Regions from separate parts of the Mus musculus genome. Here all the other regions are linked to region 1. The links are chromatin loops, found by intact Hi-C in ENCODE. Cell type or tissue: left cerebral cortex. All regions are shown on one strand.

Evidence for each region. Hi-C counts contacts between places; a loop is a spot of excess contacts. Peaks named below come from ENCODE experiments on the same cell type or tissue, not always from the same donor. Only the 100,000 strongest peaks of a DNase experiment are listed, where the experiment ranks them.
Region 2: it touches region 1 in a loop (5-fold over the local background); 20 of 42 quality-filtered maps call a loop at or near these places.
Region 3: it touches region 1 in a loop (2.7-fold over the local background); 9 of 42 quality-filtered maps call a loop at or near these places.

Annotation. Positions count from the first base shown.
Region 1 is chr1:74,202,595-74,210,594 of GRCm38, reverse strand. It overlaps Mir1928 (microRNA 1928), which reads left to right and starts at 3,975; the gene lies at 3,975-4,041. Gm31691 (a long non-coding RNA gene) reads left to right here. Exons shown (of 3, transcript XR_373519.2): 3 at 1,337-2,115. In left cerebral cortex, a CTCF peak has its summit at 4,584 (motif pointing left); DNase peaks (open chromatin) are centred at 2,490 and 4,539.
Region 2 is chr1:74,274,449-74,282,448 of GRCm38, reverse strand. It overlaps Gpbar1 (G protein-coupled bile acid receptor 1), which reads right to left and starts at 3,849. Exons shown (of 1, transcript NM_174985.1): 1 at 2,860-3,849. The coding sequence starts at 3,849. The coding sequence ends at 2,860. It overlaps Aamp (angio-associated migratory protein), which reads left to right. Exons shown (of 11, transcript NM_146110.3): 4 at 1-38; 5 at 278-422; 6 at 630-713; 7 at 807-922; 8 at 1,017-1,120; 9 at 1,270-1,360; 10 at 1,512-1,666; 11 at 2,140-2,609. The coding sequence ends at 2,215. Gm28364 (predicted gene 28364) reads right to left here and starts at 1,288. Exons shown (of 2, transcript NR_168296.1): 1 at 1,011-1,288; 2 at 1-638. In left cerebral cortex, no CTCF peak of the experiment used is centred here; no DNase peak of the experiment used is centred here.
Region 3 is chr1:74,382,933-74,390,932 of GRCm38, reverse strand. It overlaps Slc11a1 (solute carrier family 11 (proton-coupled divalent metal ion transporters), member 1), which reads right to left. Exons shown (of 15, transcript NM_013612.2): 10 at 7,406-7,495; 11 at 7,189-7,308; 12 at 6,760-6,909; 13 at 6,163-6,236; 14 at 5,639-5,792; 15 at 4,882-5,540. The coding sequence ends at 5,427. Among named protein-coding and RNA genes, the nearest start is that of Ctdsp1, 4.7 kb to the left of the region's middle. In left cerebral cortex, CTCF peaks have their summits at 194 (motif pointing right) and 4,156 (motif pointing right); DNase peaks (open chromatin) are centred at 203 and 3,883; H3K4me3 peaks cover 1,106 bases; H3K27ac peaks cover 2,820 bases.

The DNA.
Region 1 (8,000 bases):
TTTGATGGCACTTTAGAGTTTATTGTTCTTCCAGATTGCATGGTAGACCTTCCCCAGGCCAACCTAAAAAACTTCTATTCAGTCTAAAAAGCCCAACTCAAGAGCTCCTTCTATGGAGGCAGAGGATCACACAGTGTAAGCCTGTGCTTACCTACTTAGTGAGTTTGAAGGCAGCCAACTACATAAGACTCTGTCTTTTTTTTTTTTTTTTAAGATTTATTTATTATTATATCTAAGCACACTGCAGCTGTCTTCAGACACACCAGAAGAGGGCGTCAGATCTCATTACAGATGGTTGTGAGCCACCATGTGGTTGCTGGCTTTTGAACTCAGGACCTTCGGAAGAGCAGTTGGTGCTCTTAATCACTGAGCCATCTCACCAGTCCAAGACTCTGTCTTAAAGAACAAATGGGGTGGAAAGATGGCTCAGTGGTTAAGAACACTGGCTGCTCTTCCAGAGGACCCAGGTTCAATTCCTAGCACCCACACCGTGGCTCACAATTGTCTGTGACTCCAGTTCCAGGAAACCTGAAACTCTCACGCAGACATAAATGCTGGCAAAACACCAATGCTCATAAAAATCTTAAACAACAACAACCACAACAACAAAAAGGAACTTCAGCAGCTGACTCTTGTGGTACTCGATGTGTTATGTCAGAGAGGTCCTTGCCTGGAAGCCCAGAACTGGACAATCTGAACAGACGAGCCTATCTGGTTTCTCGACTCCATCTGTTAGCTCTTCTGTAACTCATTCTGTAGACCAGGCTGGCCTTAAACTCAAAGATCCACCTGCCTCTGCCTCCTGAGTATTGGAATTATAGGTGTGCCCACCATTGCCTGGCTTCAAAACAATTATTAAAGAAGTGAAATAAACACATATGTATTTCTCTATTTTTGTGCCTATGTGTGAGGTGAGGTAGACGCGGCAGAGAAGGACCCCAGGGTCCTGCTCAGTCACTTTCTCTCTGCCCTCAGCGGCCTTGGCGTATAGGCACTGAAAAGTCACACCCGCTTTTGACGCGGGCGCTGGGGTCTGAGCGCAGGTCTCCATGCCTGCACAGACCCTATTGCTAGCTAAGCCTCTCTCACCTGAGTTTGGACTTTTAGAAAATACACTTGAGATTTTAAATTTGTATTGATTCCTGTTTCTAGACACATCTGTGCAGGTCAGAGAACGACCACTGGCAGTTGATTTTCTCCTTCGACCAGGGGAAGCGGAACTCCGTCCTGGGGGCGGATGCAAATCCTCAGATTTTGTGGCAGGCATCTTTACCTCTGAGCTCTCTCTCTGGTCTTAATTTGGAGTTTGACATTCTTATTTTTTTCTATGTTCTAGGTGCAAACATCATCCAACTTCTTCCACACTCAGCTAACAGCGTTCGCTCACTCGTGCACTACAGAGCAAACACGCGCTAAGCTGCACCTTTGGGAGCAAAGCCGGAGGACAGAGTAGAACTGGATGGGGGCAGTTTGAAGGAGTCAGCAAGCTCAGTAAGGTGGTGCTTGCTTGAGTTCTCAGCATTCTTGAGACCGGAGGCAGGAGGATCAAAGTTTAAGGACTGGCTGGCCGTACTTTGAGATTGAGTCTCAAAACAACAAACCAAACCAAAAAACAAACAACATCAACCTAACAAAACACCCCAGACAAACAAACAACAAGCAAACCAGGTTGTGAAGACTGAAGGACAGAGCCCCTGAGCCGGGAAGTGATGACCCGGGTGCTGGCTGGAGACATCTTAGGCTCTCTGGGTTTAAGTGAAGATGAACAGCCAGAAACACACATTGAGGCTGCCATAGCCTAAACGAGGTTTCAGACTGGGACCACAGATATTCTACCACTACATTTAAATGAATCATTTTTTTCCGCTCTTTAAAACAGGTTCTCACCTAGCCCAGGTTGGCCTTACACTCCCTAAGTAGCCAAGGACGAACTTGGACTAATATTTTTCCTTCCTCTACCTCCCGAGTGCTAGCATTACTGGTATACACGACCACACCTACTGTATGCAGTACTGGGGCTCAAACCCCAGGTTTTGTGTATTCGAGGGAAGCTTTTTTTGGGGGGTGGTGGCGGCAGTTGAGACAGGGTTTCTCTGTATAGCCATGGCTGTCCTGGAACTTACTCTGTATACTAGGATGGCCTCAAACTCAGAAGTCTGCCTGCCTCTGCCTCCCAAGTGCTGGGATTAAAGGTGTGAGCCACCACTGCCCGGCGGCAAGCATTTTTTTTTTAAAGATTAAAATATACAATGAGAACTATAAGCTACCAAAGAGCCAGGGCACAGCAGCATACGTCTGCAGCACTTGGGAGGTGGATGCAGGAAGATCGTGAATTAAAGGGCAGCCTGGAGTACACAATGAGACCGGGGGGGGGGGGGGCAAAGAAAGAAAAAGGCAGCTATTACTGAACAGCCTTTCTCCACCTGTCTCCCATCTGCTCCGTCCCTGGCGCTAGCCCCACCCCCGGCAGCCATTTGTGCAGTTTATTTTTACTGCAACCAAGGATACTGCTTTGACAGTCAGTCTGTCATACAGCATGCTGACTTTGCTCGTTGGGATGCACAGGGTAGAACGTGTTATTGTTGGGAGCCCGTAAGAGGCAATAAGAAAGCTTGCATCAGAGACACAAATGTTCATTAGAACTCTCTGGAACCTCATGAGAATACAAAACCCTGCCCACAGAGAAGGAGGTGGTTCTAGTCAAGTGGATGTGGTGTTTGTCACAGAATGAATTAGCCTTTAAGGACTGAGCCATCTCTTCAACCCCTTGGAATAGTTTAGACCATGAATGAGCCCATATCCTGAATTCCCCATTTCCCTCCCTGTATCTTCCGTCTTTAGGGGTTTTGTGGCCTTTCACCTGACTGTAGCCTCTCTGTTGTGTGTGCTTGGCCTGTCTTGGTCTGTCTTACCCTGTTGCATGTCTGTTGTGTTTCTGGAGTCTCTCAAATACCTGTCCTTAACAAAGGACAATTGTCTTATATTTGTTGAACAGCCCACAAAGAATGAGAGATCCTTTTTCACAGAAATTTTAAACAGAATTTTCTAAGGGAAAAAGCTATTCTGTTGACTTTAACTGACCCAAAGCTGCACACAGGGGCCTGGAGAGATGGTTTAGTGGTTAATACTGACTGCTTCCAGAGGGCCTGAGTTAGATTCCCAGCACCTGCATGGCAGCTCCTAACAGTCTGTAACTACTGCCCCTTTCTGGCCTTGTTAGGCACCAGAGATGCGTGTGCTGCACCAACATACACGCTGATAAAACACCCATTAACAGAACATAAAGTAAATACATCTAAAAAAAAAAAACAACACCCTAACCTTTTTTATAAAGCTGCAAACAGGTTATCAACTATTACCCACATATTGCTTCTGACATTTTTGGGGCATTTGCTTTGTTTAAGGTTGAGACATTGGGAATAGTCTGTATTCTCATGTCGCATTCGTGGGGTGCTGAGGATTGAACCCGGTGTATGCTAGGGAAGCAATCTATCGCCAGCCCTCCTGATGGTTCATCGAGATTGTTAACTCCACTTGATTGGTCAGTAAATGCCTCTAGGGTTGGGCGGCAGAGTGTTCCCAGAGAGGATTAGCTAAGAGGAGAGCTTGTCCTGAAGGAGGATGCACCATCCAGTAAGAGGAATAGACGGGAAAGGAAGAGCAGTGTCTGGCCCATCATGCTTTGCGCTGCCACATCCTCCCACCAGCACTCGCTGAAGCATCTTTAACCGGAAGCACACAAGGCTTTCCTCCAAGATGATTGACAGGTATTGTGTGCTAGTGACCAAAGGAGGGGCCGGCCCTATCAGGAGGATCAGTGTGCTTTGTACTAGGAGAAAAAAGCTAGGCATGACGGTGGGTGCTGAGAGCCCAGCTCCGGAGGCTGAGGCAGGAACACTGCCCAAACTCAGGCATTCAGGGTAGGTTGGAAGGTACCTCAAGACCTCAGTTTTCTTGGGGAGGAGAGGGTTTCGAGGATAGAGCTTTGCGCATTGTAGGCAAGTGCTCTACCACTGAGCTACATTGCCAGCTCTAACCCCAACTTGTAAAGAAGAAAAAAAAAATCATAAGGGGGAAAGACCAGAGACCTCCACTCCCGCCGCACCCCCTGCGCCACTGCAGGCAAACAGTCTCAAAGCTACACAGGTACCCTGATGGAACCCAGGGCTTCCTGCTTGCAAACACTCTACAGAGGGAGCTGCGTCCCTAGTCCTGAAGTTTGATTTCTGTGCAGCTTTTAACTGCCTCGATGAAAAGGAAAGTAGGGTAACCCAAGAGGCTGAGAATCTTCTGGAGAAAAGGTTTGTGGGATGCAAGAAGGGGCCGACCCCACACAAGACTCGCGTTTTGAATCCCATGATAACTTCACTCACCCCTCCTTAGAGCACATGGGAACTGATGTTAGATTACTCACATTGGGCTAATGGCTAAATACTTGAGTGGGAGAACTCAGAGAAAAAGGAATGTACGTACGCCCAAGACTTTGTCAAATAGTGGCCTTGGGTTCCAGATAATGGGGCTGTTACAGCGGTTTCAGTAGATCATGGCAGTTAGCTGATTTGCTTAGAAGACAATGTTGCCCTCTGCTGGTGGAGTTCTGAAACTACAGTCTTCAGTAGTTTTTTTGTTTTGTTTTGTTTTTTGCCCCTTCCCCATTTTCTGCTTGATTTCAGGCATTTCTGAAACGCCTCACCTTGCTAGGTCATTTCCTATAAATAGTGGCCTAAACTTTCCCTGTAGTGTGACCTTCCAGAGGATTGGGGCAAGAAAAAAAAATCACTGGTAGGTCTCCGTCTTTTCCATTTTTGAGAAAGTCTGAAGTAATCCAGGATAACCTTGAAATCATAATCCTCCATCCTCCATTTCCAAAGTGCTGGGGTTACAGGTTACCCACAGGCTGGGTCTCCTAGTCCATGTTTTTTTGGAGCTTAATTCTGTTTTTTTTTTTGTTTGTTTGTTTTTCGAGACAGGGTTTCTCTGTGTAGCCCTGGCTGTCCTGGAACTCACTCTGTAGACCAGGCTGGCCTCGAACTCAGAACTCCTCCTGCCTCTGCCTCCCGAGTGCTGGGATTAAAGGCATGCGCCACCACGCCCGGCTTGGAGCTTAATTCTGTACCACTTGCCAAGCTATCTCCAAAGTGCACGAGATATGGGGGTCAAAACACAATAAAATCTACCTTTTCCCCATGCTTACAGTCTCAAGAAGTGGAAATCGGAAATAAACTACGTGATGAACAAGTCAAGTGTGCGGGAGTGTTACTGAGTGGACATTGGGAAGGCCTGGGGAGCTATGAACTGCTAGGCAGGAGGTCTCAAGCAGCAAGCTTGGGGCAAGGGAGGACCTTACTCCAGGTTGAAGCAGGCAGGCTTTCCGGATAGAGGAAGTCAAGCCAATGGCTAAACAGTGAAGCAACACCCAGGGGCAAAGCCAGAGGCTACGGCAGATGGCTCATGGATGGCCGGAATTGTGTTCCTGCCTCCTGTCTCCAAGACGTAACCCTGAGGACATCAGAATGTGACCTTATTTGGAATTAGAGTTGTTGAGATTGTAGTTAGTTTAGCTGAGGCTATTAAGGGAGCCCCAGTTGGTTGTTGCGGTAATTATTTAAATCTCAGCCTGGAGTAGAACCCCCTCTTAAACCAATTAGTTCTGGATTGAAAGACACACACACAGCTTTTATATTTACAATAAGCCTTAACCAACACAAGAGCTGAATAGCTGCCTACCCTCCATGCTGTTAGAATCTATTTTCCTATGGATAAACCAGGAAAATATTACTTATTTACTAAGTTTTATCTGGGCTCCTCTTAACTCTAATTGGGCAGTCCTCAGGGCCACTCTCTAACTCTTAACCCATGGCTGCTTCTCCTTCCTCCTCCCCTTCCCCTAGCTGAGAACCTCACCTATGTCTCTTCTGCCTAATTATTGGCAGTTGGCATCTGTATTTACAAATCAAAATTAATTTGGAGGGCAAGATCGCATTGGTTAAGGCAGACTCCAGGTCTTGCTCCCCCCCCCCCTTAGGATTACAATAGACAGTAAAAGACAAAATCTCAATAACTGGTGATCTTATCAAAATGGGATACAGGCCTAGGAACCCACGAACTGAGACACAGTGGAGGGAGCATGGGCACATAAGGACAGATACTGGATTGTGCTTCTACAGGCCAAGGAACTCCACCTTTTGCCAGCAAACTACATGATCCGGAGCAATGTATGGAACAGGTTAGATAGAGTACTTCTCACTGCCCTAAAGAGGAAAAACAGTCATGCTGACATCTGGACTTCAGACTCCCAGGAACTAGGAGACAGGAAGTTTCTAGTGTTTGGGTCACTCAGGTGAAGGCAGAGGCAAGGAACAGAGGGCGAGAGAGACCAAGCAAAGCTTTGAAGGCCATTTGTGCTATGTCAACTTGATACAGCTAGTCATCTCAGAAGAGAGAACTTGAATTAAGAAAATATCCACATCAGATTGGCCCATGGGCAAGTGATAATTTTCCTAATTATCACCAGTGTCGGAGGGAGGGTCCAGTCCACCACCCCTGGGCAGGTGGTTCCAGGGTTCTCTAAGAAAGCAGGCTGAGCAAGCAAAGGGAGCAAGCCAATAAGCGACATCCCTCCATTGCTTCCACATCAGCTCCTGCCTTTTGGTTCTTGCCCTGCTTGAGTTCCTGCTCCGGCTTAGCCTTGGTAAAGGACTGTGATCTAGAAGTATGAGCTGAAATAAACCCTTTCCTCCCCAAGTTGCTTTTGCTCATGGTGTTTCATTACAGCAATAGACACCCTGGCTAAGACAATACCAGTTCAGGGCTTCAGTTTCTATCCCCCTCTTTTTAAAAAAAGATTTATTTATTATTATATCTAAGTACACTTTAGCTGTCTTCAGACGCACCAGAAGAGGGCGTCGGATCTCATGACGGATGGTTGTGAGCCACCACGTGGTTGCTGGGACTTGAACTCAGGAAGAACAGTCAGTGCTCTTAACTCCAGCACTATATCCCATTCTTTTTATTCAAGAAATGGTATTTATTCTAAAAGCCCAAGCAGCACTCAGCATTAGGGAATTACCAACAAAATTAATTTATTAATCTATTTTGAGGAGAAAAAGTCACATGATTATCTATATAGAAACCTTGGACAAAATTCAAAACCTGTTCTTGATGAGAAAAATGAGCTCAAAATAGGAACAACTTGGGCTGGAGAGATGGCGCAACTGATAAGAGCACTGGCTGCTCTTCCAGAGGTCCCGAGTTCAATTCCCAGCAACCACATGGTGGTTTACAACCATCTGTAATTGGGTCTGATATCATCTTCTGGTGTGTCTGAAGATAGCGATAGTGTACTCACGTATATAAAACAAATAAATCTTTAAAAAAAGTAACAACTAAACCGGGCGTGGTGGTGCACGCCTTTAGTCCCAGCACTTGGGAGGCAGAGGCAGGCGGATTTCTGAGTTCAAGGCCAGCCTGGTCTACAAAGTGAGTTCCAGGACAGCCAGGGCTACACAGAGAAACCCTGTCTGGGGGGGGAGTGGGGAGTAACAACTTTAAAAACCAATTATTTAAGCAAGGCAGGGTGGCTCACACCTGCAATGCCAGCATATGGAAAGCTGGGGAAGTGGCGTGCACCAAGTTTGAAGCTAGCTTGGGCCACAGAATGACTCGGTCTTTATAAAAAACAAAGGAACAAGTTAAATTGTTAGTCTTTGACGTGTTCTTATATAGAAAATTCCAAAGACCCCAAGACCCCCCAAAAAGTATTAGAACAGCAGCAACAATAACAAATCAGCCAAGTTCCAGGATACAAAATCAACAGTCACAAATTGTTAACATTAAGCCAGGCCTGTTAGTTACTGCCTGCGCTCTCCAGCACTGGGAGGCTGAAGCAGGAGAAGCGGGAGTCTGAGGCCAGTGAAGCTGTCTTAAAAACAAAGTAAGAGAAGCTGGAGAGATGGCTCAACTGGTAAGAGCACTGACTGCTCTTCCAGAGGTCCTGAGTT
Region 2 (8,000 bases), 72 kb before region 1:
AGGAAGAAGTCTGGTCCTTTGAAGCAGGAGACCTGGAGGTGAGATCCTTGGAGTGAGCTTCCACTCTTTGGGACCTTAAGTGAGAGGGATAGCGGCAGACGGATCCAGATCTAGCCTGGAGAAGTTTGCCTAGAGCCATAGCAGCCCAGCTCTAGCAATGTATCTCTTCGCCTGTAAAGTTCTCGCTGACCTTAGAAGGTCACACCTTAGATGAGGCTCATGGACTTAGGTAGGCTGGGTAGTAGGCCCTGCCTGCTGATCCTCCCTCTCTGATCAGTGGATGGAGTGGCACCCTCGGGCTCCTGTCCTGTTGGCGGGCACAGCCGATGGCAACACTTGGATGTGGAAGGTCCCGAATGGTGACTGTAAGACCTTTCAGGGCCCCAACTGCCCTGCAACCTGTGGCCGCGTCCTCCCTGATGGTGAGAGCAGTTATCTCTTCCTGGGGGTACAGGTGGATCCAGTGACTTGGGGTTACTTCAGTCATTGCAGTCTCCTGCCCTATACTTGGTCTTACCTGTGACTCCAGGGGGAATTTGGGGACCCCCTACACTATCCTTTCTGCTCATTCTTTCCTTGGCGTGTCTGAGTGTCCTCTGTCCTCTGGTTATCCGTGCCTTGGTCCTTAGGGAAGAGAGCTGTGGTAGGGTATGAAGATGGTACCATCAGGATCTGGGACCTCAAGCAAGGAAACCCCATCCATGTACTAAAAGGTATCAGAGGGGGCGGGGTGTTTTCCTTGGCTTTGAGGGAGGAGCCTGAGCCAGGTACAGGACTCAAAACCTCTGTCCACCTGCTTGTTCTAGGGACTGAGGGTCATCAGGGCCCTCTGACCTGTGTAGCCACCAACCAGGATGGCAGTCTGATCCTGACTGGCTCTGTAGACTGCCAGGCCAAGCTGGTCAGTGCCACCACTGGCAAGGTAAGTAGCCTGGGCTTCTTTGTCTGGACCTTCTGCACCTCCCCTGTCTTTTCCCTCTTTGTCCAGGTCTGTGAGCCTCTTTTCTTACCTGTAGGTGGTGGGTGTGTTCAGACCTGAGACAGTCGCCTCCCAGCCCAGCCTGGGAGAGGGGGAGGAGAGTGAGTCTAACTCCGTGGAGTCCTTGGGCTTCTGCAGTGTGTGAGTGTGAGCAGAACCTTGGCCTGGAGACCCAAGAGACTGAGGGAGGAGGTGGCTTTGAGGAGGCATCTAGGAATTGAGACCAAGGAGGAGGGAAGGTATATGAATCTAGGACCTCAAGAGCCTTCTTTGTGTCACTTGCTTCCCAGCATGCCTCTGGCCGCTGTTGGCTATCTGGACGGAACCTTGGCCATCTATGACCTGTCTACGCAGACACTCCGGCACCAATGTCAGCACCAGGTGTGATGTCTGGGGCTTAATTCCTACTTAGGGGCTGTTGTGCTGGCTAAGGGGCAGCCTGTCCTCTGTGGCTCCTCAGGGTGGGTTGGGGTCCTCTCTTCTCCCTTCTGACTTCTGCCCTACTATGTTACTGTGTCACACTCCGGGACAGTCGGGCATTGTTCAGCTGCTGTGGGAGGCTGGCACTGCTGTGGTGTACACCTGTAGCCTGGATGGTGTTGTACGTCTCTGGGATGCCCGGACTGGCCGCCTGCTTACTGACTACCGGGGCCACACTGCTGAGATCCTGGACTTTGCCCTCAGCAAGTAAGCATTATGGGCTGGCAGCTCTAGAAAGTGGGTCTGGTGTGAGGTAGCACAGGTCCTTTGTGGAATGGGAGGCGATTCCTAAGGGAAACGGGACCCAGTGCCTGACTGTGTCCTGTAATAAAGGCATGCTGGGCCGTCCATCTGTGCAGTCACAGTCCTAGAACCCAGCCCTATCCCAGCGATTGGCAGTGAACTACCCATTGTGGGGCCTGACCCTGAGAATGAACAGTCCTGCTCGGTCTGTGGTCCTCCTATGTTAGGGGCTTCCTTCACTGGTTCTTCTGCAGTTTGCATGGGCATAGTTGAATCAGCTCCCTGGCTTTGGGAGAAGGGTCTGAGAAGCAAGTGCAGATTCAGGCAGGGGCTGATGGTAGAGGCGATGCTGGAGCCACTATATCAGGACCCCTGGGAGTGGGCTTGCACTGGGCCTCAGCTTCCTCTGTCCTTTGACCCCTGTGTTCTGTCTACAGAGATGCTTCCCTGGTGGTGACCACATCAGGAGACCACAAAGCAAAAGTATTTTGTGTCCAGAGACCTGACCGTTAACAGCTGTAGCCTCTGGCATGGTGTCTGGTGTTAAGGGGGATAAAGGGACGCCCCTGCCCCCAGCAGAGTTGCGGGGTGCAGAGGGAAGAGGAGGGGAGACCACTGGACTGCTTTCTGACCCCTTCAGCTGACCTGCTTACTCCTTGTCCTTTTCCTCCCTGGAGACCCGCCTTGCCAGGCCCTCCCTCCCCTGCCCAGCCCTGGGGCCTTGTAGGAGGCCGTGTCTCTTTGACTTTGATTCGCTGGTGTGAGCCATGGGGTGCGTCTTTGTATGTTGGGGTTAGGTCTTTGAGGTTCCCGTTCTTTCCCTTCCCAACTCTCTGGGAAAGGAAAGGAGGAAGAGAGACTAGTTACAGATTTTAAAAATGTAAATAAAATATACTTCCCATTGGCAGTGTCTGTGTGCATTTTGTGGGGGGTGGGTGAGTGGAGTCTTCCTGTGGTGCTTAGTGTGTCTCTGGGTCCTTCTAGGGCAGTCTACTGGCCCCTCCCACTTCTGGAGATATGGAAGGAATAATCTGCCCTGATGGCCAGAGATTTATTTGGTCTGGGTGAGGTCTCATGGAGTGAGGGTTCCAATCCAAAGAAGTGGGGCACTGTGAGATAGAAGAGTGTTCTGGGAGGCAGCAGTAGCTGCTGCTTCCCTAATTCAAGTCCAGGTCAATGCTGCATTGGCTACTGGTGTGGTAGGCAGTGCTGGGGCCTGGATTGTCCCTCTTGGCTCTTCCTCGAAGCACTCGTAGACACCTTTGGGCAGCTGTCCTCCAGGGGGCTGTGTAGCGCTGATCACCCAGCCCCATGGCCACAGGCACAGCGGCAGCACTGGTGCTGCCCAATGAGATGAGCGATAACAGAGTTCCAGGCCCTAGTGGTGGGCGACGCTCATAGGCCAAGACTGACAGGAGCAATGTGGCCACATAGGGCCCCCAACACAGCAAGAAGAGCAGTGTGGCTCCTGCCTGTGCCCTAGCCTGCCTCCAGGTGAGAGCCCTAGCCAGGGTTGAGGGTACATCGCGGCACACTGCCCGCTCCAGTCGGCGGATCTCACACAGCTGGCGGTGGGCAGTGGCCAACACGCGGACAGAGAGAAGGGCAGTGGCCCCCACGGCAGGCAACAGGAGGCCATAAACTTCCAGGTAGAGGTAGGGGGCTGGGAAGACAGCTTGGGAGCTGCAGTTGGCATCAGGGCTCCAATGGTTCCAGCCCAGAGCAGGCAGGCTGGCAAAGAACAGGGAGCTGACCCAGGTGAGGAACAGGGCTAGCCGCACACTTCCATGGGGCCGGAGTGGCTGCAACACTGCCATGTAGCGTTCCCCATGCACCAGCAGCAGATTGGCAAGCAGGGAAAGGAAACAAAAGTTGGGGGTCAAGTGGAGAAGGAGGCAGGACCAGTAGCCCTGATGGTTCCGGCTCCATAGCCCAGGCAGCATGGGCAGTGCCAGCCCTGTGAGCAGCCCGGCTAGTAGTAGGCTTAGGAAGAAGCAGCCAGCAGGTGGGCTGCGCAAGTGGCGGTCCAGGGCGATGCCTAGGGCCAGGAGCAGGTTGGCGATGACGATGAGGCTTGCCAGGGCCAAGGAAAGCCCCAGAACCCCCATGGGAATGGCCGACAGCTCAGTGCTGTTGGGTGTCATCATGGGTCTTGGCACATGGAGGGTCCGGAGCTGCAGAAAGCATGCCTGGATGGAGGAGTGGCCAGAGTTAGGTTGGTCCTGCAGTCACTGCCCAGGTGGGGACAGCACATTATCACTGAGGCTTTGGACTCAGACTCTGAGCCATACCTTTTTTTTCTGATACAGATTTTTTTCAGTTGCCAACTTAAAAAAAAAAAAAAAAAAAACCAACTAAAAAAAACCAACTGCATAGGGAAGTCTTGCTTTTGGGTTTTCTTGGAAAATCAATTCTGGTGTTATCTTAGAAGAGGCTACACTTCAGGCGATAACCACAGTTCCCACAGGCAGCTTCGCCTCTCAGCCATCCTGCAGCCCCTGGGCAGCTATGTTTATGCCTGTCTAGACTGGAAGGCAACCTACCCAAAGCATCTGTCAATCTTTGCCTACCCACATCAGGGTGCCAAGAGAGGACAGTAACTGGCCAGCCACTGGGTGAGAGGCTCCCGAAGGCCAGGTCTGGGAAGTCACAGAGTGCTCTGTTCCCGCACCCCCACCCTGTCTCCACGTGGAGCCTGTTACACTTCAGTGAACAGCCTCCGGGTAGGACTTCCAGCCCATAAACTTGACTCATCCGCTCCACACTAGCAACAGGGCCCTTCCTGGGAACCGGAGGGAAGGGTGGGGAGATGCTTGGTAAGGAATTGGGGGTACTAAACAAAGACCCCCCTAAATACAAGCTGAAACCAGGTGACAAGGAAAAGCCTCCAAACTGAGCTTACTTTTCCTTGACTGCCTGGTCTCAGCCCCAGGCCACATTGCAGGGCCAGTGGGAGGGGTCCTGGATCCTGTCAACAGGAGCATCTGCTGTTGCTAGGATCAAAGTCAATACAGAAGGATTCTGCCCTCTGCTCCTCTGGCCTCTGTCCTAGGACCAGCATCAGCTGTACGGTTACCTTAGGCTGCAAGATGCTCTTCTTCCCTCCCAGTGCTCCCAACCCGCACTCCTGATGCTTTCCCCTCCACTGGCCGCCTCCTTCAGGCTCCCCCACAGCCTGCCACTCAGACCTAGCTTTCTGTCTCCGGTAGCACCCTAGTTTGTTCCCCTTTCTCCCTTCGCCACCCACTTTTATTAAACTACTGAGAGCTGGCTTGAGCTAGAGACCCACCCTTCGGACCCGCACCAGCCTCCCTCAGAATAGCAAGAAAGGTAGAGATTATCCAGGGGTAATGTCCTGGTGGGGTGTGGACCATGTCTCCTGAATGGCTTGAGCCAGTGCAGTGTCGACCTCAGGGTCAGACCTGGAGGGGTGATGTGTAGCTACTCACATGGCTGTTAGGAGCAGGTGGTGCTTGCTAGCTCTTCCTCTGCGGATCAAAGAGTCACATCAGCCACTCTTGCAGGTCTTCGGGCCATGCCTGGTGTCCTGGTCAGTGAGCGCATGGTGCTGCCTTCTATGGTGGAGACAGCAGGAACCAGGCTTGCCTGCTCAGACTCTGGCCTGGCCTGGACTCCTGAAGGGATGGAGGAGTCCAAGCTGAAGGACCTCAGTCTTGGCTCCGCCTCTGGGGGTGGGACGTGGCACATCCTGACTGCTTTTACTGGGAGGGCTCCCCCTCCTGTGTAAGTGAACCCTTCCCTAGCAGTCGGCTACATCATGAAACCTGGGTGGTGTTTCCTTACCTCTGAGAACCCTCTTGCTGTCATTGCTGAACATTACCTGGGAAACACATTCCAGCTAATGAATAATGTTTGGTACACAACACTCCCCCCCCACACACACACACACTAACAGAGCCATTTTTAGGTATCTTAATCTCTGAATGTGCCAGGCAGCAGCCCGTAACCAGCCAGATACTTCTGCTGACACACCAAAGGATCATGCACGATGTAAGATGGAGGTGGGGCTGGGCGCCTGATCCAGCCTTGTCTTCCCGGGTCTGCAGTCATCCTCATATCTCTCAACTTTTCTTGTGAGACAGGGTCTCTCTCATATTGCCTAGGCTGGCCTCAAACTCCTGTGGAGTGGAGTGTCACCTTGAACTTGATCCTTTTCCCTCCACCTCCCAAGTTATATGTCACAGAGTCTGATGGTTCTCCTACACTCCACCACATGACAGGCAGGTTACAGAACTCATGAGTTCATGGATGTTAGGTTAGCACTCTTATCAATGGAACTACACCCCCCAGTCCTGAATGGTTTCTGAGTCAAGTTTCGGGGAGATGCATAAGGCATAAAAGGATCTGATAGAGAGGTTCAAATCTGTGATTTCTAACATTTCGGAGCTGAGGCAGTGGGATCAGTGTAAATCGGAGGCTGGCCTGGGTTACGGGGGAGACTGCTTCAATACTGCCAAACCTTCCCAGAAGGAAAAGTCACCTGTTGCAGTTGTGGTGGGGGATGTCCGCATAGGGACCTGTGGATACCACAATGCTTGACAGTACCAAGGGGAGGTCAAGTCAACAAATGGCTGGCTCTTCCACCTCCATGGGGTTCAGAGGTGTACCCCACAGTGAGCGTAACAGGGCTGCTGGTCCCACTGCTTTAACTGTGTGAATTTGGGAAAACTGTTTAAGTTCTCTCAACTCCCTTTCTTTATCTGCAGAGTGGAGCTCAAAATTGTACTTACCTAACCTGGGTTTGTGGTCCTAGCACTTGCGTGTTGAGACAGACGTGTAGGTGGCAGCAAGTTGCAGCCAGCTTCAGAAACATAGTCAGACCTTGTTTCAAAGCAACCAAAGAAGAGTCCCCCTCCAGCAAAGCAGGTAACATGAACCAGATGAGCCCATACTCTTGAGTACTTGATTAAGGTTAATGAGAACATTGTTAGGATTTCTGGTCTCTGCACCTGTTCCCTTCAAACAAGTGCTCTGCCTTGCAAGGCAGATCGGGAGCCTAGGACATCCAAGGGGTGGCATTTTTGCTTTATAGAAGAACTGAGGAAACAAGGTGCAGAGAGAAGGACACGTTCACAGTGCGGAAGCCGAGAGTTCTGTGTCCAATTTCTACTCTTTATCAAATGCAGCTTTAGGGAGAAGGGAGGGGAGCCCAGTCAAACTTCCTAAGAACTGAACCAGGCTGGGGCTGCAGTGAGTAAGCTGGAATGGAGATGAGACCAACCTCCTCACAGAGCAAGACTTCACCATCCTTGGAGAGATGCAGCCTGAACGGCTGGAGGTCTGAGGACTCTGGTACCTTTTGCCCTACATCGCACATTCCAGGGTCCTGGAGAGGTGGGGCTTCTGCTGGGAGACTAAGCAGGCCGGTCTTAAATCCATCCTCCAGGATGACGGCTGGCCGGCCGGCACAGTCTCAGTCCCACGCAGTGGCAGTGGGGCATGAGTCAGGCTCTGGGAGAGTTCAGCCTGGGGCTAGTCTAAAATGGTACTAGACCCCTTGGATATAGGGGCTGCCAGGAATAAACAAGCTTGTCTTCTGTTCCCAGCTTCCTTCCCCAGAGATTCAGGATGTCTGTTTCTTCTCTGTCTGTCTAAACACTGTGTGTGGTATGGCGTGTGAGGGGGGACAGCTCGGGCAGCGGGAGCTGAAGAGTCTGGGTTCTCTCCTGTGTTCAGTTCAACGTCTCCATCACCAGCTCATCTGCTTCCTCTCTGTAACTGTCAAGCCCTCGGCCATGACAGTTTCTTTTGCCCTCTGGTGCAAGTTTTCAGACACTCCATCTGCTGCCTGTGGCCCTGACCTGATGTTTTCCTGGTGGAGAGCATGTGCTGGGCTGGACAATCCAGACTGTCCCAGAAGCCTCCCACATCTCCCTGGTACACTTTCATGTTTGATTTTCCTGATGCATCAGGGACTGGGTGGGTGTGTGCTTTATGAAGTCTGAAAGCAGTTACTCTGGACCAGGGAAGCAGATGAAATTTCCTGTACTCTGAACTGTTTTCCCAGCTACTGTTTAATACGCCCCACACCAATGAGACGGCTAACCTTGTACGCCTGACCTTCCTGCCTCAGCCTCCCAAGTGCTGGGGTCCTTGGTTTGCATCTACCACACCCAGTTGGCATGCACTTGAAGCTGATTTGGACAACATGCCTTCTAGGTCAGTGGTTCTCAACCATTCAGATGCTTCGACCCTTTAATACAGTTTCTCATGTTGTGGTGAACGGCACCCCCACCCCCAATATTTCGTTGCTACTTCATAACTGTAAATTATGAAG
Region 3 (8,000 bases), 180 kb before region 1:
AAGCCTTCTCACCGCCTCTACAATGGGTCTTTTGTCTAACGTTGTGAATATCCCGTTCCCCCCCCCCAAAGGCATTCTTTGCTAGCCCCAGTTATGCAAACTCATCAAATTGTGGAATTGTAGATAGATTGATTTTATTTTTGTGTATGTGTATGAATGCCGGAGCCTTCAATGGCCAGAAGAGGGCGCCATCGCCTGGAGCAGAAGTTGGAGGCAGTGGTTAGCCTTGAGTGCTGGCACCTGAACTCATTCAGGTGGCCTGCATGAGCAGGGACTTCTCTTAACGGCTGATGAACCTCTCCAGTCCTAAATTATGTTCGTGATCCAACTGTAACTATCAGCATTCCCTGCAGTCTCGAGAACATCCCAGGATTGAAAAGTCCACTTCGGCGCCTACCTTTACCGACTGTCCTGTAGCAAATCTCGCCCTCTTCCCCTGCCAAACCCTGGCAGAAGCCGAGCCTCTGCTGCTCAGGGCGCCTTGTATCTTGTACGTGCTGTTCCCTCGGCTTGAAACGTGCCCCTTCGTCCTTGGCAGAGCCAAATCCCATCGAACTAGAAGAAATACCACCTTGTTTAGAGGCCCTCCACCCCCACCCCACCGCCCCTATCTGTGATTATTAGAGGGGCCCCGTCTAGGGCTGGCTGTGCTCCCGAGTGCTCAGGGGACGCCCGCGGAGGGAGGGCCCAGCGCCCGCCCTTGGGCGCCTGAGACCGCAACCGTTCAGATTTTAAACACACGTGTCACCGGATCTGTAGTGACACACCCCAGCCAGAGCCTGAATCTGCGTTTGCATACAGAGCCTTCTCGCAGGAAGCCCCTCAGTTGCGCCGCTCTAGGGCTGCGGTTCGTTTATTTTTATTTTTTATTTTTCCTGTCTTACAAAGTTCCTTTCATTCGCCTTAATTTTAAAAACACGAATGCCCAGCCTTCACACGCACGCCTCACTTCCTCCCCTGGGCCCTGTGGCCGGGTGTGGTGGGGTGGGCGTCCTGTGGCTTCCCAGCAGATAGCGGGCTGGGAGCTTGGCCCCTGCTCTGCGTGCGCACGAGCAGCGAGTGTGGGGCGCTGATCCCTGACCCTTCTGCCCTTAGGGAGCCATAACGCTGCCATCCTTACACCCCAAGGTCTTTGCCTCCCATGTGTTGGTGCCCAGGGGCGCGCGCTCTTAATTGACTCGGGATCCTTGGAACGATCCCCTTCTTGCCTTTATGACAGAAGAGGGGACAGCTTGGGAAAGTGAAGCCTTCAACCCAGGCCCTTCCAACTCTCTCCGAGCGCCTCTTCTTGGCCAAGCCCACCAGGGGTGCCTTCGCTTTCTTACCTGGGCCTGCACACTTCCCAAAAGGAAATGTATGACCCGAAGTTGAATGAGCCCGGGTCCAGCGACTGGGCCATGCAGCTGGCGGCCTCAGATTTCCATCGTTCCTTAACATCCCACCCCCACCTTGACACTCATGAACCTGCCCTGTAAGCTCACACCAGTCCTCAGAAGCCACCCCAAACAAAGACCTATCACCCCCTTCAGGCCTTAGCTGGGGGGTCTCTTCGGGAGCCAGAGAGCCTAGAGTTCCCACCTTCTGCCAGAAGCTCCGTAGCCCTCGCCCTGTTCTAGTGCTATATTGTGAGGATTAAACTGCCAGTCCGGAGGGTGGGGGCAGTGTTTGTTTTTGTTTGTTTGTTTGTTTCCTTGCAGGGGAGCATGGCTCCATCTCTGCTGCCGTCTCCCCTCACCCAGCAGTTGGTGGTGGGCTTTACCCACACAATCTATTATGATTATTATTTATTATTTTATGTATATGAGTATACCAGACACACCAGAAGAAGGAATCCCATTACAGACGGTTGTGAGCCACCATGTGGTTGCTGGGAATTGAACTCAGGACCTCTGGGAGAGCATTCAGTGCTCATAACAGCTGAGCCATCTCTCCAGCCCCTAAGATGATTATTATTTTAATACTCATCCCCAAGAAAAACAATGGTGTGGACTGCTATCCGGGACTAAGCAGGATACTCTGGGGCACCTGAGACAAGGGTCCTTCCCTTCACCACCTCAGTTTCCTGCTTGTGGATGGACTGGACGGGAGGTCTGGTAGGACGCCCTCAGCTGGCTCCCCGGAAGCAGGTATGCGAGGACTGACTGGTGAAACCCTAAGGTAGGCCTCTTTCCTTAAATTCAATTTGAGTTTTGGGGCTGAGGTCTTTAGGGCCGCCACGGGGATGGAGGAGCACTAAGTGCCGGCCCCTGGCTGGAAATGGCCAACCTTATCCCTGATCTTGGGCCTTGGTAAGTCAGACAGGTTGGCTGAATTCCAACACTCCAGAGGCAGAGGCAGAGGCTGGCAGATGTCTGAGTTCAAGGCCAGTCTCTTCTACAAAGTGAGTTCCAGGGCAGCCAGGGCTACACAGAGAAACCCTGTGGTGTGGTGTGGGTTAAATCATTATTTTTGTGTGTGTGAGCATGTGTCACAAAACATGTGTGGAGCTAGAGAATCCACCCATGTGTGTCCCAAGGACAGAACTCTGGTCTTTGGGAATGGTGACTGGTATCCTGACATACTGAGCCATCTTGCTGACCCTAAGATTTATTATTGCTGTTGTTGTTGTATTTATTATTAATTTTGAGCAAGCCTCATTATGTAGCCTTTGCTGGACTGAAACTACTACTTAGCCGGAGCTGGCTTGCCTCCAGTGCACAGAGATCCACCTGCTTCTGTCTCCAGAGCGCTGATATTAAGGAGTGTGCTACAATGTCGCTAAGATTTATTTTTACGTATATGTGTTAGTGTATGCAGTGAGTGTTGGGGTGCCTTTGGAAGCTTGAAGAGTGTCCTGTCCCCTGAGCTGGGGTTCCAGGCTGTTGTTAGCTGCCATGTTAGCTTGTGCCAGAGGAGCTGGGAAGTTCAGTCCTATGGAGGTGAGTGTTCAGTAAGTGTTCTGGGCCAAACTTACCTTCTCAGCGCTCAATTCTAAGTCCTAAACACAACTAGTCATACGATCAGCTTCTCCCTCCTTCTGGGTCCCCCAGCCCCATTCCACAGCATCTGAGAACCAAGAATTGTGGACACACTCACTGACAGCCCTTTCTTATTTAACGTTCACAATCCTGTGCTCAGTGGTCTTCCTCTTTTTTTAGGGGCCGGGGGGCTCGAGACAGGGTTTCTCTGTACAGCCCTGGCTGTCCTGGAACTCACTCTGTAGTCCAGGCTGGCCTCGAACTCAGAAATCCGCCTGTCTCTGCCTCCTGGGTGCTGGGAATAAAGGCGTGCGCCACCACGCTCGGCCCAGTGGTCTTCTTAAACTCGCAGTGTCATCCTGCCAGTTCATTTTGCCCTCCCACCCCCTTGCCCTGAGAGCTCCTGGACAGACAGCTGACATCCTCTTTAATTCGGGACTTTTACCTCTCTTCCACTTCTAACCCAGGGCTTATCACAGAAAAAATTAAAAAATAAATGAAAAATAAATAAAGCACCCAATTAGTGCCAAGTGAATCGCTTGAATGTCCACCAAGTTGGGGGACACGGGAGAAATTAGAGGGGAATCTGGAGATGCTTTCTTTGCCAGCCCCCTACCCCTTTATTATCTCGGATCCCATCTTCTCCAGCAGCAGGCACCAAGGCGAGGGGAGGTACTCTTTCTTGCTCAGGCACCCAGACCTCTCCCTTAGCCACTCCTTTTGGGCCCACTCTTTTCATTGCCCTTTTAAGAAAGAGGAAATTCTTTTCATAAACAAGCGCCCCACTCTGAGCGGCCAGTCCACAGCCTTCCCAGCTGGGTTCCGGGTAATAGGAGCTGCTTTCAGACAGAGAACCTCCCCCAGGCTCTACCCTGGGAAAAGGCTCCCCGGTCACCCCTTCCCCCGTGCGGCTCTGGGCTGTTCTAGGCTACAGTGCAAGGAACCGGAGGAGTCAGGAGGAGGGACTTAGGGGAGCCTAGAAACTGCCTAGGGAGCGTCTGCAATGTGCTAGGTCTACACAGGGCGAAGGGTTCCGGGACGCTGACTGCGGAGGAGGGGGTTCCCCGCCCACACCGCTACTCCCTACCCGGGCGCGGAGGTGGCTTCTGCGGCCCTGGGAGAAAGCACCCTCCTCTCACCTGTGTCCCGCTTGCCCTTGAAGGAGGACAGGGCCTAGGCCGGAGTGTGGGCGCCCGGGAGAGTCCCTGCCCCTAGGGGGAGCTGAGAGTGAAGTACAGGGAACCCTAATAGCGCAGCGTGGGAGTCAGGTCAGCCCAGTTCCCTGGGGAGATGGCAAATGAATTGGGCCTTGAGGCACAGACTTTTGGGTTCTTTATGGTCTGGCTCCTGACAGAGAAGGAGCACTTTCTAGGTTTTACTCTCTGGAAAATAGGTTTCCGTACAGTCATTTGGAGGGTTCGGGTTTTGGCGTTTAGATTTTCTAGCGCTTTGGAACAGAGGGGAGCTACCCTTTGGTTCATCGGACGATTTCTATTTTTTTAAGTTTCTTCCAGTCCGACTCTTCCTCCCCCCAAGTTTGTCAGGTCCTCCTCCTCCTCCTCCTCCTCCTCCTCCTCCTCCTCCTCGTCCTCCTCGTCCTCGTCCTCCTCCTCCTCCTCCTCCTCCTCCACTTTCCTTCCTTCTTTTTACTTCCTTCTTGAGACAGGCTCTCAGGTAGCCCAGGTTGGACTCGAACTCAGTTTATTTTATTATTGATTGATTAACTGGGTTTTTTAGAGACAGGGTTTCTCTGTGTAGCCCTGGCTGTTCTGGAACTCACTTTGTAGACCAGGCTGGCCTTGAACTCAGAAATCCACCTGCCTCTGCCTCCCAAGTGCTGGGATTAAAGGCGTGCACCATCACTGCCCAGCTTGGACTCACTTTTTAGGAGGATAACCTAGAACTCTTTAAGATTTTTTTTTTAAGATTTATTTATTTTATATATGTGAGGACACTGTTGTTGTCTTCAGACACACCAGAAGAGGGATCCCATTATGGATGGTTGTGAGCCACCATGTGGTTGCTGGGAATTGAACTCAGGACCTCTGGAAGAGCAGTCCGGTGCTCTTAACAGCTGAGCCGTCTCTCCAGAGACCCGACCTAGAACTCTTTAGGACTCCTCCCTTCATCTTCCACGAGCTGGAGTGAGACAATGGAGTTGTGGCAGTTCTGTTTGAGGTGTTCTGGGAACTGGAGTCACCTTCAGTTGAAAGCCACCACGTTGATGCTGGGAATTGAATCCCCATCTTCTGAAAGGGTGGTGGCTAGTGTTCTTCACACCTGAGCCATCTCTCGCCCCAGGCACTGTGTTTTTTAAGTCTCTTAGGTTGTGGTGATAAGAATGGTGTCATTATTCCGAGGTAAAGCACTTGTCCAAACTGGAAACCGGTAATCCAGAAAGCCAGTAGGGGACCTCCAATTGCTCTGCTGTGTCTGCCCTGTTGCCTCTTTGCTTGCTGGATGCCGCGGTCACCCGGAACCCTGCACGCCTCCCTGCTCCTCGTTAGGGAGCCCATATAAGAAGTGCTTGTGGGAGCTGTGGGTCAGGAAGGTGGCTCCGTGGGCGATGCAACAGGTCCAGGCCTGGGGAAGGACCATGAGTTGAGGAGAGGCCAGAGCGCCTCAGAAGCCCCCTGTGTCTCCCTCTCCTGCCCTCCCTGCCCCGTGGCTGACCCCAGTACCAGATAAGCAGTCAGGCCCAAGTAACCTATTGCGAACAGAGCCACAAGGCCAAAGTAGGCAGGGTGCGGGAGGCTGGGCAGGTAGCTGATCACAAAGTACAGGTTGATGGCGCAGACTAGCGCCATGATGCACGAAGTGATGGCTTTGCTCATCCTGGGGGAAAAATGGATGCTCAGGGCTGGCTGAAAACAGCCGGGCCTCCTGGATGGTCTCCCCACCTCAGGACACCCCTATCCTCAGGACTGCCTGAATGCTCTAGAGCAGATAGACCCAGTTAGCCACTTGGAGGCACTTCAGGCTCCATCACTGACTTGGCAAGGGGTGTGGTGAGGTTAAGCCCGGGGTTCTAGAAACTGCCCCACCAAACCCTGGTTCCCATACTTAGTAGCTGTGTGACACTAGGCAAGTTCTTTATGGTCTTGGGGCCTTGGTTTCATGGGAAGGTGGAGATAACAGTTGTTGCCTCTGAGTGGCTGAGAGTAGAGAAAGCTGGACCGTGGTGGTCGGGGAAGGGCGTACTCACCGGCCGTTGGCAAACTCCTGCATGACAGCTGGCATGCTGGTGAAAGTCAAAATGGGCAGTACAGCGAAGGGCAGCTGTGGGCAGGGTGGAGACTGAGGCTGAGAGACCCTGCCTTGGCACAGCAGGGTGTGGGAGTGGGGAGTTCTGCCTCTCCTCTGGCTGGGAGCCTTTGGGGACGTTCCCTAAGAGCCCTGAGCAGCCGGGCAGTGGTGGACTTTAATCCCAGCACTTGAGGCAGAGGCAGGTGGATTTCTGAGTTCAAGGCCAGCCTGGTCTACAGAGTGAGTTCCAGGACAGCCAGGGCTACACAGAGAAACTCTGTCTTGAACCCCCCCACCCCACCCCACCCAAAAGAGCCCTGAGCAGTATTCTGTGTCTCAAAAGTGTGCAGGGCTCTCAGACTGCTGTTATTTGAATGTCAGCTCAGCCTCCAGTCAACCAACCCAATGCACTGATTTTTCTATCTGTGGAATGGGGACAGTGGGGCCTCTTGTTTTTTAGTGTGGCTGTAGAATCCTGTGAGTGTTTAGGGCAAACCCCATAGGACTGTTGGAGGGTAGGGAGGGAGCTGCTATGTTCCTAGACCATGGGGCTCACCAGTAGACTCTGCAGAACATTGAGTAGATCGTTGAGGCCGGACAGGTCCTTCAGGTCTCGGAAGACAGCCACCAACACAGTGGGCAGGATGGCGCAAGAGCGCGTGAGAAGGACCCGAGCGAAGCGGGACCACCGCAGCTTAAGGAAACCCTGGGTGGGACCAAGCATCCTGGTGGGGCTACTTGGCCTCCGTTGTCTCAGACAACCCCTCCCCCATGCATTTGTTTGTCTTGGAAATGGGGGTTAGATCTGACTCCTGTTGGTGGGAGAAAGGACGAGTGGGAGAGGGAGGATTCCCATAACTGGTTTGCTGAATATGGAACGCCTTTGGGGGATTCTGATTGTCATCTTACCCTTCTGCAACTCAGAAAGACCCAGCGTCCAAGCCTCTAGCAGTGTGTCTGCTATCTTTGGGCCCTCGATACCCACCTCCATCACGAACTGTCCTGCATAGGTGCCGGTCATAGTAGAACTCTGCCCCGCTGCCAGGAGACCTACTGCCCAGATGTAGAGGGCCGCAGGGCCAAAGAGACAGCCTAGGATCACACCCTAAAAGGAGGAGGCGTGATCAGACAGAGGCCCCACCCAATAGACGCCTTACCCTCGGACAAGGCGTGGCCAAACATTGGGCTTGAGTGGTACTTACTCCTTGATAAATATCCACTGACACAGTGTTATTGTCCCTGGGGAAGATCTTAGCATAGTTCTGGAGGCTGCTGTTGGCACAGATGTTGAACTGCAGGCCGGGAGTCAGTACGAAGGACGTGGGAAAAACGCAAACTCACTTTTGGAAAATCAGGACCCCAGCTAGGCCCCAACCGGGGTTTGCTCAGGGTGGCGGTTGTCACACATGCCTTAAAGAATCCTAGCACTTGGGAGGCAGAGGTAGGCAGATCTCTGTAAATTCAAGGCTAGCCTGGTTTATAGAGCGAGTTCCAGGACAGCTCAGGCTATACAGAGAAACCCTGGTCTCAAAATAACAATACAGCAACAAAAAGAAAACCTATAGATCCTGCAGGTTATGTCTGCCTAGACACACTTTGCTAATAATGGTTTGGGTTTTGTTTTTCTTTTCTTCTCTTCTTTTGCTTACCGAGTGCTAGGATTTAAGTCATGAGCCACCATGCCCACCTTGGTTTTATTTCTCTTGCTGTGAATGTGTTGTTAGAATTTACAATTCTGCTCCAGGTGAGAACTGGGCTTCCAGGCTCTGGGATAGGTAGGCACATTGGCACCACATT